Regions from separate parts of the Homo sapiens genome. Here region 2 is linked to region 1. Evidence: chromatin loops called from intact Hi-C (ENCODE). Cell type or tissue: Calu3. All regions are shown on one strand. Each heading gives the region's core, and the rest is flanking DNA. Links, peaks and the distances in the headings are about the cores only.

Region 1 (10,692 bases), core at 1,311-9,310:
CCGTTATTATGTAAGATGTTTACATTTGGGGAATCTGGATATATACAGGATTTTTATACTATTTTTCAATTTTTTGTGTGTCCAAAATTATTTCAAGATAAAAGGTAAAAAACAGAATTTATGTTCTTTTGATCTCAAATATCTAGCCCAAAACTCACTTCTGAACTAGTATACACAGCTGCCTAATTGAGGTCTCCACTGAGACGTACCACAAGCATTTTCAAGCTTAACATTTCTAAAATTGAACTCTTGTCCTAGCTTCAAAATCTCTTCTTTCAAAAGTCTTTTCCAGATCACTAAATTCCGCCACTACCCATCCAGCCACTCAAAGCAGATTTCTTGACATCATTCCCCATATCCAACTTATGATTAAAATCTGTTGATGCTCTCTTCAAATACATATCTCAAATACATTTGATTGTTCCCATCTTCATTGGCCTTACTCTAGTCCAAGTCACTTTATCTCCTGTGTAGTATATTGTAATCATCTCCTAAGAAGTCTCCCTGCTTTGACTAAGATTTCCCTCCAGTCCATTCTCCAAACAGGAGCAGAAGTGATTCTTTTGAAATGTAAATGAGATAATGACTGTCTTATTTTCAAAATATTTCAATAACTTCACATACCTGGAATAAAATTTAGAACTCTTAACCTGATTTAAGATGAACTAAGCATTATATAATTGTCTGCCTTCCCTACACTTCCTTCAAACACAGAATGTACATTCTGTATACTCTTAGTACTCTCTCACTCACCAGCTCCAGATCACAGTGCACATAAGGTTCTTTAAGAACTGCAATTTATTTGCTGAACCATAACCCTCTAACATTGCTATTTCTTCTCCATTGGATGCTCCTTCCACACCTAGGACCCTCTTCCTTATAGTCCTCTCTTGACTAGTTCTTTTTCATCCTTCAAATTCAGATCTCAGATGAAATATCATCTTCTTCTAGCGGTCTTCCTGGCTACCCAACTTAAAGTGTGCCCCTACCATTATTCTCTCTCACAGAATTCTGCCACAAGAAAATTTTTAATTATACTTTTACTTGTTATTTGTTTGGTGTCTGCATTTCCAATTAGGCTAAGAGCTCAATGAGAGCAGAAATCAGGTCTGTTTTATCCACCTTATATATCAAGTACCTAACTTACGTTCAGCAAATACATGGTGAGCAACTACATAAATAAATTAATTAAAGTACCTGTGCTGAGATGAACTATTCCCATTTACCAAGAGGATTAGGTAGTTCTGGTTCTGATTCACTGCATGAAATGTGTCTCTTGTCCTAGGGAACTGAGACAAACGCTCAATTCAGTAGCTAGTAGAAGTACGACTACATCATTTTGAGCACTAAGCTAAATTTGTTTTGTGATGGTGATCACCCCAGGTTAGAGATGAGGAATTATTTCCATACTTCAAAAGAATATAGAAGAGATGTTCTATTCAGTAAATGTAGTTGAGCACCTCCACTTAGAGGTCATTCTGTGATTTAATGTGAAGTGAGTAGCTTGACTTCATATGGTTGTTGGGCCATTCTTCTAACCACCAATTCATTCTGGAATTGTATTTTGCAATGCATTAAAAAGTACATGCTGGACCTCTGCTTGTATGTTGAAAACATACACCAAGGGACAACCATTTTTGAGTCTCAGAACTATACTCTTGGGAAAAATCAAAATTATATAGGGAAATTGGCACTTCCTATATTCGGGTCAGAATGTTCTAGATATGGGGTTGCAATAAAAATGTTCTTTTATAACTTACTGAACTTTGGAAAATTGGATGCATGAGAGATCTGAGTTCAGAATAATTTGCCTTTGAAGGTCTTCTTGGGAATATATTAGTTCCAGAAGCAAAATAAAAAGAAATGAGAGGGGAGATTTTATTTTAAGGATTTTAATTTCACTGTAGAAACTTGATAATTGAAACAGAATGGAAACAGAAAGTGTTTGGATTTCAAGCTTTCATATTACTGCATTGTATTAATAGGATTACTGGCATCTGTACATAATTCTCTCTAATTAGCTGAGTTACATAGTCTAAAATGGATTATAAAATAGGGGGTGAAGTTTTCCAGAATGTAACCTAAGAATTAGCATAAGCAATATAATCTGGACTCATTTCAGAATCTCCTCTGATTATTTCTTAATCTTTTTCCCATAAGAGACATCCTCAACTTTAGATTTGCCTTTGAAACCCAATGAATTAACAGGATAAGTAGCAAAGTCAAAGAAAATAGGCATTAGGAGAGGGAAAACCACCTCTACTGATTGGGACTTTTTTACCTGCAAGAAACAACTCTCAACACAAAAAAGGTTAAACAAAAGGGAGATTAATTAGTAACACACTTCCATAATCATAGACTCAAAGAGGAAGCAAAGAAGCTTTGAAGACCTCAAGGAGTAACTCCCCAGGATCATCTCTCATCAGTCTTAGTTTCCCCAAGTAGTGAGAGACATAGAACCAGCAGCTCTAAATCATACTCCTTCAGCTTTTTGCAGTAAAGAAAGAAAGAGAAAATTTCCCCCAGAGAGCTACTTAGGAAACAAATCTCAGGGAAGTATTCTGGTTGGCTACTGAGCCAATCACAGTGTCCAGGGGAACATGATAATCTAATTGGATAGAACTGGATCATGTGCACAGCCCTGAGACAAGTAGCTAGAGGAGTACTATGATTGGAAACTCTACCAGAATATCACAATATGAATTAAAAAATAGAACCCACACTTCCCCCACCAAAGGCTAAGAGGACATTTTTGTTACAAGAAGACAAGAGAAGCTGAGTAGCCAAAACCACAGATATTCCTCTCACTTTCCTTCCATCTACATTCAGGAGGGAAAGGAAGAGAAAGGGAGGGGAGGGGAGGGGGAGGGGAGTGGAACGGAGGGGAGGGGAGGGGAGGGGAAGGGATGGGAGTTTTAATGTCAAAATGACTTAATCAAAACTTTTCCTCACTTTATTTGTGATAGAAAGTGAATACCTTTTTCTCCCTTTATTTAGAGAGACATACATATATATCAACATTTGAAATGGGGATTTCTATACAGGGGATTTGTAAGAGTTATGTGCATCCAGTTTTCAATGCATCTTATTATTTTTTTTTTTTTTTTAGAGAAAGGTATGGTGGGCAAAATAATGGCCCCAAAGATGTCTACATTCTCATCCTCAGAACACATGAATATGTTGCCTTACATGGCAAAGCAAAGGGGACTTTTAAAATGTGATTAAGCTTACAGACACTGAGAGGAAAAGACTGCCTGTATTATCCAAGTAAGCCCAATCTAATCACATGAATAATTAAAAATGGAAAACCTCTCCTGGCTTTGGTTAAAGAGAGACTTGGTGAGGGTTAAAAAGTCATGGAGATGCAAAGTTGCTGACTTTGAAGATGGAAGAAGGACACCAGGAGTCAGATGGTACAGATGACCTCTAGAAGCAGGAAAGGCAAGGAAGCAGATTCCTCCCTAGAGCCTTCAGAAAGTAACTGAGCCTGTTGATACCTTAACTTTAGCCCAGTGAGACTGGTTGTCAGACTTCTGGCCTACAGAGCTTTAAGATAATAAACGTGTGTTGCTTCATAACACTACATGTGTGGTAATTTGCTATTGCAGCAACAGACAACTAACAAAAGGCAATAGGAAACTATTTACAAAACTTTGATTAAGAACAATAGACCATACACAGAGTCTGTTAATATTTGCTTCCAATGACAAGAAAAAATTGTAAAATAGCTCTTCTATGGGGGTTGCAAGTTCTATTGGGAGGATTTTCCAATGAATTAGTAAGATGTGAGGACATAAATTATACCATATTCACACAGGTGATGTCATCCCTTGTATCAAAAGGTTAGTGTACAGTGTAGTTTGGTTTTTTCTCCCCTGACTTTTTCTTCTAGCTAGCCTAAATTATGGAAAGATTTCAATTGGCTTTAGGAGATTTGGGCCATTGAGTGATATGTTTCTGCTTCTCATATAACAAACTATGGGGCCAGAAACCATGTAGAAATGACCCTGACCTGAGAGACAGAAGCTAAGCAGGGGTGAGAAAGCACTGGGTGAGTCTGAATCTACATTATAGAACAGAACTGTAGAAATAAGACATTCTGTCTGGCAGATATCAATGATGCCAGTGGTAATGCTCAAGATCTTTATAGGCAAGAATAATTGAAATGGCATGTATCTTCAAGAGAAGAATTCCCACTATAAAAAGAACTCAGCTGGTATTGTGGTGGGAAAATTGAAATCCTGAAAATTGGTGTCACTTCCCTCTTTGTTCAAATGCCCAATAAATACAAGAGTTCTAAATGTAGTCAAATAATGGATAAACTAAAGAGAACCTAAGCAAACCATGTGTAAATTACATAAGCCATTCTGCAACAACTGGCCTTAATGTCATCAGATACAAACTCCTTGAAGGCAGAGACTTTGTTTCCTACTTTATACTCAGTGTCTGGCAGTAGATAGTTAATATGAGCATGGTGAATACATGAAAAGCATTACAGTTGCATCATGACTTCAGATGCCAGGATGTCCTGTTTGGCTTGGAGCCATCCTAAGAGGACATAATCCTAAATTTCCTCAGCTAAAGAACAGCCAATTCCAGAGCAGTTCTTTCTTTTGCTTGATAGTGCATGCCAGTCACTTAAAATGAGCAGCAACTCCTGCAGCTGTTATAAAGACACACACCAATGACTGCTTATCTCCAGGGGAAGCCTGGACATTAGATGTCTAATGTCAGCTGCTTAAATAACAAGCTGATGATATTGGATGAATCTTTTAGTGCCACACAGCTCTGTCTCCTTCTTCCCAAACTGAGAGAGCAATAACCTCTTTCCCCCTCAGGCCTTTGTACCGACTGTTCTCTCTGTTTGGAATGCCCTCCCCTAGAATTTGCCAACCTGGCTCCTCCTTACCATTCTTGGCTTAGCTGGAATGCCACCTACTGAAAGAGGCAATCCCATCTGGAGTAGCTCCTCAGTCACTGTTTATCATCTCATCTCGTTTTATCACCAGCTTACATTCTCTTGCTTCTTTGCTTTTGCTTTTGCTTTTGCTTTTATTTTTGTTTATTATGTCTTCCCACTAAAATTTAGCTCTTTTCCTCCTTCTTCACCTCTATATACCCAGCTGCTAGAACACAGTATATGTTCACAGTATATGTTTAATAAATATTAATGAATAAAATATGTCAAAGGTAAGTTCATGGGACCCATTCAATAGACAATGTTACAATACCTGAGAAAGGCTTAGGACTGCAGTTCCAGTAGACAAACAGAGGACAGGAGACTAACTAGTTAGTCCTTTCCCCCTTCCTCCCCACATCCCCTACCTGCACTCTGTAATCCCTTACAGGAGCACCATACATACCATCTGACATTCTCTGGAATGCTGAAGAGTTTCACCACAGACCTAGAGGCTCTCCAGGAAAGAAACAATGCGTTATTCAGTTCCATGTCTCAAACCCCTGGCATGTGACAGTCACCAGCAGGGCACTCATTAAATGTTTGGTTGAAGGAATGAAATTGTTGAGACCTATAGTCAACAAAACTGAGCTTAAGTACCATCTTTGCTATATAATAGATGACTTGGGCAAATCTTACACTCTCTGAGCCTCAGTTTCCTCATTTGGTTAATAAATATCAAATGAGATAACAATTTAGAATCTCCTAATATAGGGTCAGTTTTCAAAACACATTGGTTTAGGAAAAAGGGCTATTCACTTTGGTGAAGCTTACTCTTTTGAATGAAAAAAAAAAGTGACAAACAACATTTTGAAGACTAAGAACAAGAAATATAATTTATTATCCCATAAATAGCAAGACACATATTTCAGTTTCCTACTAAGGAAAATATGGTAAGAGCAATAAAGATAAAACCTTGTTGTTTTTCAAAGCTGGAGGAGGAAATGATAATTAAATAACACTGTGATTTTTCTTTTAATGCAATTTTTAAATGCATAAGGAAATGGCTAAAGGTTGCTAGGATCTGTCACCAAAAGTATTTTAATTCCTCCTTAAGGTTCAGAAACGTATATGAAGTCTCCCCCATTTTTTTCCTAAAAACGGTTAATGTCATGATTCAGGAATATTTCACAAACTTTCACAGAGTAATGAGCCCATCTTGTGGCCTTTTATAATATTGCCACTTTCAAAGTGAAATATTACTTGTTAACCATAGGTTTAAATGGTGTCTTTTATTCAACAAATATAACTTTTGAGCACTTACTGCATGCCAGGTATTATGCTGCTGAATGCTGGAGATACAATGATGGGAAATGAAAAAAAAAAAAAAAAAAAGACAAGGTCCCTGCTCTAAAATCATATAAATTTAAAGGTGACAGACTTTTGGGCAGAGACATTATAGTAAAAGAATAGTTAAGTGCAATTGTACAAGGGTATAAACTTCAGTTACTACACAAGAGTTAAGTGTTCCCAGAACTCAGAATGAAACTGCTATATCCCCACTTCCAGGAATAACTCTGATCACTAAAGAAATCCTCTCTCCTTAGAGCCTGGGTTAAATATTAATTTCTAGTCTTCCACTTTATGAGAAAGTGTTACATATTTTCTTAACCTACTGAACCCACAGAAACCTGAGTACACCTAGTTCTCATCTAAATCTCTAATTCTCAGAGCACATCAAGGATAAAAATATTTTCAATAGCTTCTTATGTGTGTTCCCTATTGGTAAACAGGTTTTCTATTTCCTTAGGCCCACTCAAATCATAGCTTTAAGAAAATGGAAAGGCAAAAGTCTTTTAAGGAAGTGAAGGATATAAAATAGAAATTTTCATCATGCAGGAAAAGAAAGAGAAAGCCCATTCTTTCCAACCTCATGGTTTGGGGGGGAAATAGGGATAGAAGTCAGGAATATTAGCAATCAGATCTGTGCCCCAACCTCCTGGCTTCAAGGTTTTGTGGGATAAGTAGGTTGTAACAAGTGGGGAAGAGCATTCCCTATCTGAAGGTATTAGAGGACATCATTCTGCAGAGTGGCCTCTGACAAACAAGTGGCCACATCTAGTATAAGGAAGACAGTGGAGAGGTATGGTCAGCCACAGAGATAGAGGGCTGCCCCTCTATTCCTGTGTGACAGAGATACTGGGATGAGAACCCATGGGCCAATTGTGGGATCTGCCATAGCAGGGGCAAAGCTATTGCTGCTGTTGCAGGGTGAACATTCTTGGCCAATGGCAAATGGAGGGTGTGAAAAAGACTCAAAAGTGTCTCAGAACTATCAAGAGCTAAAGAGAGGCCAAGTTATCAGGAAGGGAAAATCTGAATCACATCTTGTCCAAGCTGAGAAAGAGGAATGCATAAGTTTACCCGGCAGAGAGGTCAGCAGTGGACCATAGTAGAAAGCAAGAATTAGAACAGATCAAACATCCTTCAGTAGACAGCAGATAATCTACACCTAAGGATGCCATGTAGGTTACAACCATATACCCCGATGCCTACATTTCTCTATCTCTTATGTATAGACTACCACCTTCACTTGCTTTTACAACTCATGCCTCACATACCTTATTCAGCAAAAGAAAGGTTCTTCCTAAGAATCCATTCTTCTTAAAAGGCATAAAAGAAGGAAAAAAGCTAATTATTTTTAAAATATATCCTCTAACAATGTTTATATGATCATGAGATTGAAAGTGTGAAAGTAGGGTTTCATGGCAAAAGCAAATTTTAAAATAATATTGAAGGCAATGAAGAGAGAACAGATTTTAAGCTTGACATAAGTTCTTTGGAAAGATCTCTGTGGTAGAAGTATGCAAGGTGAGCCAAAATTTTCTTCCCCTTCTTTCCCTCTTTATTCATTTAATTTCTTCAACAGATATTTTGGAGAACCTACTTTATACCAGATGCTTAGCAGATAATTAGCACAAATATGACTTAAGAGAGAAGGGAATCTTTTCTTCCTCCAAAGTTTTCAGATCTGGAGATTAGATGATTTTTTGTTTTTGTTTTTGTTTTTTGTTTTTTTGACACACGGTCTCATTCTGTTTCCCAGGCTGGAGTGAAGTGGCAAGATCACCGCTCACTGTAGCCTCAACCTCTCAAGGTTCAGGTGATCTTCCTGCCTCAACCCACTGAGTAACTGGGACTACAGGCACATGCCATCACACCTGGGTAGTTTTTGTACTTTTAATACAGACAGGGTTTTGCCGTGTTGCCCAGGCTGGTCTCGAACTTCTGTACTCAAGAAATCCACCTCTCTTGGCCTCCCAAAGTGTTGAGATTACTGGCGTTAGCCTCCCTGCCCAGCCTAAATGAATTCTTTAGCAATCCATTCAACAAATATGTGTTGAGTGTTGACTACGTACCACACACTGTGCTAGGCACTAGACAGGAACAGTTGTACCAGAAATTAATATAAGAAATGAAATATGTTGCAGAAAGTTTAGATCAAGTAATCTGTCATATTCTGGAGCCATGTAGATGAACCAAGAACATAAGAAGAACATAAGGATTTTGTTAGTTCCTTCAGATCACTCAATCATAAGGTTGCTCTCCTGAAATTAAAGAATGACTATCAATTCCTCAGTTAAGAGACTGTATGTTGGGGGTCAACCTGACAATTTTCTTTATAAATTGCTTTTAAATAAATAAAAATTCAGTTTCTTTCCTGTTCTTCTATTCCTCATTCGTTCAATTTATTCACTAAATATGTATTAATTGCTACTATGTGCCAGTAAACTCTAGTTGATGCTTGAGATACAATTATAAACAAGACCTTTTGTCAGTTCCTACAGCATGTTTTTTCCATCAATCTTCCCTCTCTAAAAGACTCTGGAATTCTAGACTTCTATCCCTGTATCAAGCCCATTCACCTGATCACCTGCCTCAGCCATTGCTGTCAACCTCCAAGGTATCATGTTTCTCCAGCATCATGACAAACTCAGGGCTTCTCTAAGAGGCTTCCCTGAGTTATGGAAAGGAAAGCAAGGATGGAAAACTCTTTTGCTGTTCTCTCCCTCATGTTTCAGGATCCTCTACCTGATCCAAGGAGGGCTTTTGTCTTCTCCCTGTATAACTTTCCTTCACCCTCCCTGCCCTAGAGGTTAGAGTAAAATTTTATCTTAGTCCCCCAAGCTTTGAGTATTGATTATTAACCCATTTCCCATTTGCCCTGAGAGTACTTATCTCCAATCCTAATGTAACATCATATACTTTTCTGTTACATTAGGATTAGAGACAAGTGCTGTTTAGAAATAACTCCATGAACAGTTTTCGTATTTTATTTTCACATTAAAAATCAGTCAGATTTGCTTCGGCCTCAAAAAGCATGTTTATGTATAATTAAATGAGCCCTGGAAGTGAGCTGCACCTTTTATTGCTAAATGGGAAATGGGTTAAAGGGAAGCTTTTGGAATTCAGGAACCCCTTTTCTCCTTGGGGTGACTACCTCTTGCAACTGAAAGCTTGGCCTTCAAGATTACTGTCATACTATGAACTATTAAATTCAAAACTTATCAGTGATCTCATTATTCTAGTCTGTCTTTGCCTTCTTCCTAAATCAATGAATGGGAGAAGAACACTAAGATGACAAGAATGATTTCAGTAAAGAGGAATAGAGAACCCCAGTTTAAAAATCTCCAAAAAGGATTGTTCTGCTTATATTTGAGTAATTACTTAGAAAATGTCAATTTCTCTCACCATGCTGCAAATGTCTTTACAACAGGGACTATATCTGTTTCCCTCCCAGTGTGTTCCCAGTTAATGAAGACATGGTCCTTGCCCTGGCAGTGTTAGACTGCTCAGACAGACAATTAAACAAACAATTACAATGCAATGTGTTTTGTTCTAAAACAAGAAACTGTAAAGCACCTTAGAAGAACATTTGAGGGTGACAACCCAGACTTGAGCACCAGAGAAGGATCCCTGGAGGAATTAATAGATAAACTGGGACCTGAAGCGTAAAGAGAAGTTAGTCAAATAAAGGCCATTTGTGAAGAACTCTCTATAAATTATGCTCCAGAGTTTGGATTTTTTTTTCTAAAGGCAATAAAAAGCCATTGAAGGATATAAATAGGGGATTGGGACCTTTTAAAAGGTCACACTGTAGGATAGAAATTGAATATAGAAGAATGTGTGGAGGTGGGAAAGGCTGTTAGGAAATGTTGGTTGAATTCCAAGCAAGTCTGGAATTCCAGGGGGCCTGGCCCAGGATGATGACAGTAAGAACAGAGAGAGGTACATGAGTTGCTGATAAAGTAAGGAAGGAGCAAGAGGAATTTAGGACATTAGCTAGATTTCTGGCTTAGGCAATTGGGTGATGACACTGACCAGTATGAAAAAGAGGTATAGAAACAGTTTTGTGAGCAATTTCCAAATGCATTTAGAACAGTTATACATAGTGGCTCCAGGTTCATTTATTCATCAATAAATACTTTGATTGTGAAAAAGGTCATTTTCACAAATTCCTCCTTACTAGCAATAATCACTTTACCTTTCCAAGATTTGGAGAGCATTAGGGACTATTGTTTCAGCACCTACCCTTTAATCTCACTTCAACAGAGGCAAAAAACTTTTTCTGTAAAGGGCCAGATAATAAATATTTTTGACTTTGAATATCATACAGTTTTGTCACCACTATGCAATTCTGCCACTGTAGCAAAAAGCAGCTGTAAAAAAAATTTTAAATAAATGGGTGTGGCTCTGTTCCAATAAAACTTTATTTATAAAAATAGACAATGGGC
Region 2 (10,692 bases), core at 1,752-9,751, 98 kb before region 1:
GACAAATGGCTCAGGGAATATAACTACCCAAGTGTATCTACCTGAAATTAAACAAAATTTGTTATCAGAATATTGAGAGCAAAACCAAAAGTAACAATGAGGGACTATGTCAAGCAATTAAAAATATTAAATATCTGCAAATATGATGTATTAGTTAGAGAAAAGGTTAAGAAGCTAAAACAAAAGGCTGCAAAATACAGGGGCTGAAACAAGACTGCAGCTTACTTTCTCTTACAAGAGTTTAGAGGTAGGAAGCCAGTCCCTGGTGGGAGGCAGACAATCCATTAGGTCATATGGAAACCCCAATTCCTTTGGTATAATTGCTCTGCCATCTCTTAGAGTGTTATCCTCATGAATATGGTGAGAGCTCGCATGGACAATCATGTCCATATTCTAGGCCATGGAAACTGGGAAAAAGAGGGGGTAAAAAACAATCAATTTCTTTACATAAAATTGATCTGGAAATTGCACACGTTGCTTTGCTCACATCCAATGGAGCAACACTTAGTCACATGATCTCATCTAGCTGCAGGGAGATTAGAAACTACAGTCTCTAATTGAGTGGACACATGACCAATTAAAACTCAGAATGTATTTGTATGTATGAAGGAGAGGTATTTTTTTTAAAGAGCTGAGGATAACGAATACTGATGTTCAATTTGCTAACTACTGTCTTTGCCATATATTAAAATTAAATTTTAATATATGCCCAAATTAAAAACAAAACTGAGGCATGAAAAAGAAACAAAGTTGAAATCTGTAACGAAATAAAAATAATAATTAACATTCAGAAATCTAGATTACTTTGGAGAATCAAGAAAAAGTAATAGAAAAATATATGCCAAAACATTCATTTTATTTAGACTCAAAAAGTCTTATTTTTAAATATATTAAACTAGAAAAAGTTTAGTTTTAACATTAAAGTAATTTCCATTTGAAGAAGATAAAACAAGATGTTTATCTTTCAATCACTAGAAAAAGTGAAAGGAGAAGCAAAGAAAAAAATAATGCAACAGCAAAGAAACATTTTAAATTAAAAAAAGAAAGATGAAAGAAATAAGATCACTCAAAAGAATTTGGACAAAAAATAAAATAACTGAACTCACCTATTAAAACAAAATTTAACAATGTTCAGCTTCAAAACTCACACATAACACAAGGACACCAAAATGCTAAAAACAAAAGGAAACAGAAAGATTGACTAGGCAAAATCAGACCAAAGGAAAGCTACTAGTAATATTAATTTCAAACAAAGTAAAATTGAATTTAGTAAACTATTAAAAAGATAGTCATTTCTGCTGATAAGCAATTTAAATTACAATGAAGATAAATCAGTCATGAACTTCTTTGCTGGCAGTAGATGTCAAACACTGATAGAAAAATTATTTTTGTTGTGAGAATTTAAAACTCTCTTTTACAGAACAAAGACTGACCAAGGTCTTACAAGGATTTCAATAGTACAATTAGTAAGATTTTTTATTAGACAGAGTAAACTTTATTCTACAGAGAACATTTTGAAAATGTTATCATGTAGCTGTTCATGAAGATAATCTCAATAAATGCCAAGAAACAATATATTTTACAGCTCACATTCTCTGACTGAAAATGAAAACTGGTAATTAACAACAAAAATTTTAAACAGAAACTCCCTAATCGCTTGTAAATGTAGAATTGCCTTGCTCAATAACTCTAGGATGAACAGAAAAATAAAAACTGCAATCATAAAATATTTTTTAAATTAAATGTCTGGTTATTAAATAAAAATGGAAGTAAATGAACTCATAATTCAACTCCAAATGGTGAGGGGAAAAACATTTAAGAAAACAGGATGAGTAAAATCATTTACTCTTTATTCAATCATTTATTCAGCAAATATTTTGACAAAGTCTAAAATGTTCCAGACATTGGTTTAGGCACTGAGGATACAGGGAACTTACATTTTAGTAAGCAATAAATAAGTAAATAAGTAAACATAAGTAAAAAGTAAACAAGTTCTTATATAACAATTATATAGAAATCAATGTAAAGAAACATATAGCAGGATAAGGAGTCAGAGATGTAAATAGGATAGGAGGAAATAGCTATTTTAGATAAAATAGTCACAGGGGTTTATCTGAACAGGTGACATTTGAAAAGCGATTTGAAAGACAGAAGTGAGCAAAACAAGCAAACATCTGGAAGAATTTGATGAAAAATGCAGAAATTGGTAAATCAGTAAACTGAGAGCTGATTCCTAGGAAAAGTTATGTATACCCCTGAAAACTAATATTAAGAAATAAAAAAGAAAGCATGCACACACAAATGTAAGAGACTGTAACAACAAACATAAAAGAGACTTAAAAAAATAAACATATGTATGATATAGCATAGTTAGTGCATTGACTTTTGTTCTGGTTATATTGTGAGGCATTCATTATTCTTCAGAATGATAAATACTGAGCTATTAGCTCAGCTTTCCTCTAAATCATACCTCAGTAAAAAGCCCTGTGATTCCCAGCACATTCTTGTCCAGCAATTTTGCTGCCTTTTCAAACTGTGCTAAAGTTTTAACTCACTTAATGGCCATTTTGCTCAAAGAAACACACATTTCATCACTTACAAAGTTACTGTTGACAAGTAGAGAACAACAAAGCCACAATGAGATAAAAGCGGCTTTGGACCCAGACCCAGACTTGTTCAGTCCAAATTCTTACCTCAGCAAAATTTTAAGTTCCTTATGTCATGGCTATTAAGATCCAATTGTGAAGAGCTGAAACAAAAATATACTACACCCACTAAATAACTCCATAAAATGATTACGAAGCAAAAAGCCAAGATGATATATAGTTTTTCTAAGAAAATAAATATTTTAAGAAATAAAGAAAAAATCAAAAATTTAGGAAATAGGATTTTGAATTAGACGTTCCTGTGGTCTGGGAATTTGGGATAAATGTTCAAAGAAACTTTGCTTTAAAGAGAATACCAAGGACTTGCCAAATGTCCACTGTGGGCTTATTAAAAGAAATCAGAATCAGACCTGATCCCTTCACCCCCATTTACCCATGTCCAGCTTATTTTAAAAGAAAGCAATGCTAAAGGAGGTTAATGTACTGCAGAACTGAACTGAGGTGTGAGCTGTCAGCCGAGACAGAAGAGTGTAATGGGTTTCCCCCTCCATTTCCTCACTTCAGTCTAATTAAGGAGAGAGTCCAAGAGAACCAGTTATAGAGATTAGGAGTGCCTAAAGGAAGAGGCGATTGACATTCCCTTCTCTGTCTGATTAGCATAGAATATATGGACCTTGGCCCTGCCAGATGCAGAGGAGACTGTGGTAAGAGAGCTTTTGGGAGAACCTGACACATATTCCTTGTAGCTGACTTGAGCAGGTGGCAAAAGCAGGAACAAGGAGAGAGGGCAGCAGAAGAGGGCCTTCACTAGAAGTTATTTTAAAAAGGTGTTGTGGTCTTAAAGGTGCCCCACAAGAGAACAACCAGAGGACCTCACTATTAGGGACCTCAGATATACTGCCAGGATGGTGAAGAAGTCTCTGTGGCACTCCAAAGAATTAACATCGGCAGTCTGCGGTCTACAAAGACATCAGTGACAATGATAGTTAAGTGGTAAAACTTTTGTTACTCTCTCGAAGTCCCCAAGCACCCCATCCCATCCCTGTGGGAGCCTATTCAGCAGATAGACAGAGAAGAGGAGAACAAATGGGAGAAGGGCAGTGAAATAACAGACCTTGTCTTGGCTCTTGATGCTTTCTAGGATTATATCAGTAAAAAGGATCCAGGAGCTAACTTCAAAGGGTTACCACAGCTCACAAATGAAATAAATTGAGCATGGATAGGAATATTGACTGCAATAATTTGAAATGTATCTAATATGTTAAAATCTTGGATGCTTTAACAACAAAAAAGGAAAAGGAGCCAATGTTTACCGTAGGAAGATGCTAAATAAACAAATAATTATCCTGAAAACCAATACATAAAGAGAAAAAATCAGGAGTACAAGAATAAAACACCATGGAAGTTGTATAATGAAACTTAAGCTCAGAGTCTCCAGAGTTCAGTGCAATCTCCAGCACACAGTAGCAAATTAATAAATAATTTTAAATTAAAGGCAAAAAAGAGGGACATCAGAAAGATGGGGGAATATGAAGCATTTTATCTTCCTCCTCCCCATAGACAGACAAATTCAACAATAACAATACATGGACCAATTCCCTGTATGAGAAGTCCAGAAACGAACTGAGGGGCTCCTAAACCACAGGCAAGAGCAACACGAGCCTAACTGAAGATGGTGGAAAAATTCAAGGTTCCTCCTCTCAACCACATGATCAACAACAACAATAACAAAACCAGTTCCCAATTTTCTACCTGGGGAGATAAGAAAAGGACTGGACCATACTTCAAAAGTTATGACTTTTCTGGGTGCTGCCCAAGGTTTATTTCTGCCTGGCTGAATCTGAATGCTGTCAGGAAAGGTCCCCAGTTGGAAGCCACTGAGAACAAAAGCAGCAGGTTGGACTTGCATGCACATACTTTCCATATGCCCTCCCTCTGGCTCAGTCCTGAGTCAGTGGGGCAAAACCCTCAAATCCCAACTTCTCCCTGGAGAGAGAAAGAGTTGAATTGTTCATTCATCATTCCAAATTTTCCAGGGACTGCCTGAGGGATGGTTTTTGTTGTTGTTGTTGTTGTTGTTTGTTTGTTTGTTTGTTTGTTTTTCTCACCTGTCTCAGAATACCCACAGGACCCAGTATACTCTAGGTGCCTTAGGAAGGACTGTTGAGAACAACCACAGAAAAAGAGCTTGGGGCGTGCTGCTGCCCCAGAAGACCCATACAGCAAAGAACACCAGAGGGAGCAAGAGATTACAAACGCCGGAAGGAAAAAAAAAAAGCTGGCAAATCCAGCTAATTTGGATAACACAACTTCAGATAAAATGCATACAGAGACATTTGAGAGGCCCCCAGTATCTCTGGCTGGGCTGACTGGTGAGGGTCTTCTCCCATACAAGGCCAGTCTGTGAAGACTGGTAGGGATGTCTATTTTTCCTAATATGCAGATGCCAACACAAAAAGTCAAGGAAAACGAAGAAACAAGAAAATACAGCCAGAACAAAGGAACAATATATAAAGCATCAGAAACCAACTCTAATAAAACAGAGATGTATGATTTATCTAACAGATAATTCAAATTAACCATATAAATATCCTCAATGAGCTCAGGAGAAAAATGTATAAGCAAAATGAGAATTTCAACGTAGAGCTAGAAAGTATTTTTAAAGTGCTAAACAGAAATCTTTGAGTAAAAGAATACAGTAACTACACTGAAAAATTCACTAGAAGGATTCACTAGAAGACTAGATGAAGGAGAACAAAGAATCAGTAAACTCAAAAAACATTGAAAAGACAACCTATGGAGTGGAAGAAAATATTTGCAAACTATATATCTGATAAGGGGTTAAGAGATTTTCTACAAATTATATTATGTAACCTATAAACAGAGACAATTTTACTTCTTCCTTTCTGATTTGGATGCCTCTTTTTTTCCTGCCTAATTTCTCTGGCTCAGATTTCCAATATTATGTTGAATAGAAGTAACAAGAGAGGACATAATTGCTTCTTTCATGATCTTAGAGGAAAAGCTTTCAGTTTTTCATTAATGAGTAGCTGTGAGCCTTTTACTTCTGCCCTGTTTTATGTATTGGTATTTTTTTTCTATTCCCTAGTTTGTTGAGTTTTTTAAATCATTAAACAGTATTGATTTATATTAAATGCATTTCTGCATCTGCTGAGATGGTCTTGTGGTTTCTATCCTTTGTTCTGTTCATGTATTTTATCACATTGATTGATTTTCATATGCTGAACCATCCTTATGTCACAGGCATTAATACCATTTGACATGGTGTATTTTATTTCTTGGTTTGCTAGTATTTTATGGGGATTTGGTCATCTTATGGTGTCTTTGTATGAGTTTGATATCAGGGTAATGTTGGCCTCATGAGGTTGGGAGTGTTCCCTCCTCTTCAACTTTTTGGAAAAGTTATAGAAGGATCAGCATTAATTATTTTTTAAATGTTTGGTAGAATTCACTAATGAAGCCATTTGATTTTGGGGCTTTTCTTTGTAGGGAATTTTTGATTACTGATTCAATCACTTACCAGTTATAGATATGTTCAGAATTTCTGTTTCTTCATGATTCAATCATGATAGATGGTAAGAGTCTAGAAATTTATCTATTTCTTCTAGGTTATTCAGTGTGTTGGCATATAACTATTCATAGTGGTCTCTTATAATCCTTTTTATTTCTGTGGTATTAATAGTAATGTCTCCTCTTCATTTCTGATTTTATTTACTTGAGTCTTCTTTTTTCTTAATTAGCCCAAAGAATTGTCAATCTTCGTCTTTTTTACCAACTTAAGTTTCATTCATTTTTTCTATTGTTTTACTATTCTGTATTTCATTTTTGCTCTAATCTTCATTGTTTTCTTCCTTCTGCCAACTTTCTATTTAGTTTGTCCCTTTCTAGATTTTTTAAACTTTTATTTTAGGTTTGGGGTACATGTGAATGTTTGTTACATAGGTAAACACCTGTCATGGGGGGTTTGTTGTACAGACTATTTATCACCCAGGTGTTAAGCCAAGAACCCAATGGTTATCTTTTCTATTCCTCTCCCTCCTCCAGAACTCCCTCCTCAAGGAGACACCAGTGTCTGTTGTTTCCTTCTTTGTGTTCATAAGTTCTTATCATTTAGCTCCCACTTATAAGTGAGAACATGCAGTAGTTTTCTGTTACTGCATTAGTTTGCTAAGGATAATAGCTTCCAACTCCATCCATGTTCCCATAAAAGACATGATCTCGCTCTTTTTTATGGCTGCATAGTATTCCATGGTGTATATGTACCACATTTTGTTTACCCAATCTGTAATTGATGGGCATTTAGGTTGATTCTATGTATTTGCTATTGTGAATAGTGCTGCAATGAACATTCATGTACATGTGTCTTTATGGGAGAATGACTTATATTCCTCTGGGTATATACCCAGTAATGGGATTGCTAGGTCAAATGGTAATAAAGTGTAAAATTAGATTGTGTACTTGAGATCTTTGTTCTCTTTCAGTGTAGGCATTTATAACTCAGTACTGCTTTTGCTGCACTCCATGTTTTGTTATGCTGTGTTTTCATTTATATCTCGATATATTTCTAATTAATCTTAGAAATTACACTTTGACCATTAGTTTTCAAGGTTGTATTGTTTAATTTACACAAATTTTTGAATTTTCCAGTTTTCCTTTTTCTATTAATTTCTAGTTTCATTCCATTGCATTGAGTAAAGGCACTTGGTGTTACATAAATGCTTTTAAATTTGTTAAGACTTGTATTTTGACCTAACACAATCAATTCTTGAGAATGTTCCCTGTACTCTTGAAGAGAAAGTGTATTCTCCTGCTGTTGGGTTGGTCTCTATTGTTGTTGAAGTCTTTTGTTTCCTTATTAATCTTCTCTCTGGATGTTCTATCCATGATTGAAAATGGGAAATCTCCTACTACAATTGTGTTGCTATTTTTCCTTTCAGCTCTAGCAATGTTTGCTTCATATATTTGGGTATTCTAATGTTGGGTGCATACACATTTATAATTGTTATAAATTCTTGGTGATTTGACTTTTTGTCATTGTATAATGTCCATCTTTGTTATTTATAGTTTTTAATTTAGTTTATTTTTTCTGATATAAGTACAGATACCCTGCACTCCTTTGGTTACCATTTCCTTGGAATATTTTTTCCATCCTTCCAATTTCAGCCTCTGTGTGTTCTTATATCTGTAGTAAGTCTCTTGTAGACAGTATATGGTTGGATCTTATTTTTTATCTACTCAGGCACTCTATGGCTTTTGACTGAGGAATGTAATCAATTTATACTCAAAGTAATTACTGATAGGGAAGTACTTAACACCGCCATTTTGTCTAGTATTTAGTGTATGTCTCGTAGCTTTTTCATCCTTCTTTTCCTTTCTTGTCTTCTTTTGCAGGGATTTTTTGTGAGTAATGACATATTTTGATTTATTTCTCATTTTCTTTTGTGTATCTTCAATAAAAATTTTCTTTATGATTATCAGATTTAAATAAAATACCTTATAGTTATAACAATCTACTTTGTGCTGATAAAAAGTTAACCTCACTTGCATACAAAACTTTACTTTTTTACTTCTATTCCTCCACACATTTTGTGTTATTGATGTCACAATTATATCTTTTTATATTGTATATCCATTAAAATATTTTCATAATTAGTTTTCTAAATAATTTTGTCTTTTAACTGCTACACCAGAATTAAAAGTGCTTAATGCACCACTATTTCAGAATTATTCTGTGTTTATCTATATATTTACCTTTACCAGTAAGCTTTGTACTTTTATATCTTTTTGTGTTGATGTCCAGCATCCTTCTGTTTCAATTCAAAGGACTCTCATAGCATTTCTTATAAGGCGGGTCTAGAGCAGTGATAAACTCTCTGAACTTTTGTTTGCCTGGTAACATCTTTATCTCTCCTTCATTTATGAAGGACCATTTCATGCAGTATAACATTCTTGGTTGGCAGTTTTTTCTTCAGCACTTTGAATGTCTTAGTCTACTCCCTCCTGGCCTACATTGTGTTGGCTGAGGAATTTGCTAATGGTCTTACGAAGGATACCTTGCATGTGATGATCCACTTTTATCTTGCTGCTTTCAGAATTCCCTCTTTGTCTTTGACTTTTGGCAATTTGATTATAATGTGTCTCAGTGTAGACTTCTTTAGGTTTATCCTAGTTGAAATGCACTGGGATCCAGAATCTGGACATCTATCTTCATCCCCAGATTTGAAAGGTTTTTAGTCATTATTTCTTCAAATAGGTTTTCTTCCTTTTTCTCTCTCTCTTCTTTTTCTATAACTCCAATAATATATATAGGTCTATTTGATGTTTGTCTCATAGGTACCTTAGGCTTTCCTTACTCTTTTTATTCCTTTTTTCTTTTTCCTCCTCTGACTAAATACTTTCAAATGATCTGCCTTCAAGATAGGTGATTCTTTCTTCTGCTCAATCAAGTCTGCTGTTGATCCCCTCTAGTTCATTTTTTAGTACAGTTATTACATTATTTGGCCCCAAGATTTCTGCTTGGCTCTTTTCTGTATTTTCCATCTGTATGCTGATACTCTCATTTTGTTCCTGCCTCATTGAGCAACTTTAACATGGTATTTTGAATTATTTGTCAGGTAATATATATATACCTCCATTTCTTTCAGGTGACTTTCTAGAGATTTATGCTGTTTCTTTGATTACACATTTCCCTGTTTCTTCATGTGCTTTGTAACTTTGAGTTGGGATCTGTGTATCTGAAAAAAAAAAGCCACTTTTTCAGTGCTTATGGGTTGCTTTTGTACAAAGAAAGACTTTTTCCAGTCATCCTGGCTAGAGATTCTGAAAGCTTCTCAAACCCTTTCTGCGTATGTAATCTTCTCTGGATTTTTGCATGTAAATTCCCAATTGGAGGGATTTGCCAGTTTCTTTTTTCAGGGGCTCATAATCTCTTGCTCATTCTCATGTCTGTGTGGGGTTTTGTAAGTTCTCTAACCTGCTACAAGCTGCCCAATCTCTTTTTGGTCTCAGAAGCCTGTAGGCTTCTAGAATATGTCAGGTTCCATCAGTAATCTGGAGATAGGTGAGACAGAAACTAGTACCTCAGGAAGTCTCCTGAAAAGTCAGAACATTGGAAGCACTCTTTTTTTTGTTCTTAAAGCAGCCAGGCGTTGGAATTTGCTCCAGCTCATTTCATGCTAAGTGGAGTGAAGAATTATGGCAAGTGTATAGTAGTCCAAACCATTGCCTTAGTTCTCAGAAGCCTTAGTCTGATGCTCTTTCTTGTCAGCATTTAGATTCAGGCAAGACAGAAACCAGTCCTATGGGTAGCCACCTAAAATGTCTAATCCTTGAATGTATGTTTAAGTCTTCTTTTTCCCTCCCCAGAAAGAAGCCAGGAGATGAATGCTTTTCTCCTGATTGTGCCACACTGAGCCAGGGGAGGAACTATGGCCAATGAGTATGTGTTAATTCATTCTCGCATTGCTATAAAGAAATATCTGTAATTTATAAAGAAAAGTGATTCAATTGTCTCACACTTCTGCAGGCTGTACAGGAAGCATAATACTGGCATCTGATTGGTGATTGGAAGCCTAAGGAAACTAACAATCATGGCAGAAGGCAAAGGAGGAGCAGACACAGTCATATGGCCTGAGCAGGAGCAAGAGAGAGAGCTAGAGGACAAGTACTACACTTCTTAAAGAAGCAGATCTCAGGGTGGAGCCAAGATGGCTGAATAGGAACAGCTCCGGTCTACAGCTCCCAGCGTGAGCGACACAGAAGATGGGTGATTTCTGCATTTCCAACTGAGGTACCGGGTTCATCTCACTAGGGAGTGCCAGACAGTGGGTGCAGGACAGTGGGTGCAGCGCACCATGCGTGAGCCAAAGCAGGGCGAGGCATTGCCTCACTCGGGAAGTGCAAGGGGTCAGGGAGTTCCCTTTCCTAGTCGAAGAAAGGGGTGACAGATGGCACCTGGAAAATCGGGTCATTCCCACCCTAATACTGTGTTTTTCTGACGGGCTTAAAAAATGGCACGCCAGGAGATTATATCCTGCACCTGGCTCAGAGGGTCCTACGCCCACGG

The links. Hi-C counts contacts between places; a loop is a spot of excess contacts. Peaks named below come from ENCODE experiments on the same cell type or tissue, not always from the same donor. Only the 100,000 strongest peaks of a DNase experiment are listed, where the experiment ranks them.
Region 2: a loop joins it to region 1, with 16 times the contacts of the local background. A loop is called at or near these places in 8 of 110 quality-filtered maps.

The regions. Positions count from the first base shown.
Region 1 is chr4:143,079,355-143,090,046 of GRCh38, forward strand. All of the region lies in intron 1 of USP38-DT (USP38 divergent transcript), which reads right to left. Among named protein-coding and RNA genes, the nearest start is that of USP38-DT, 100 kb to the right of the region's middle. In Calu3, for the core only: no CTCF peak of the experiment used is centred there; a DNase peak (open chromatin) is centred at 5,407.
Region 2 is chr4:142,980,557-142,991,248 of GRCh38, forward strand. All of the region lies in intron 1 of USP38-DT (USP38 divergent transcript), which reads right to left. Among named protein-coding and RNA genes, the nearest start is that of INPP4B, 140 kb to the left of the region's middle. In Calu3, for the core only: a CTCF peak has its summit at 4,813 (motif pointing right); a DNase peak (open chromatin) is centred at 4,835.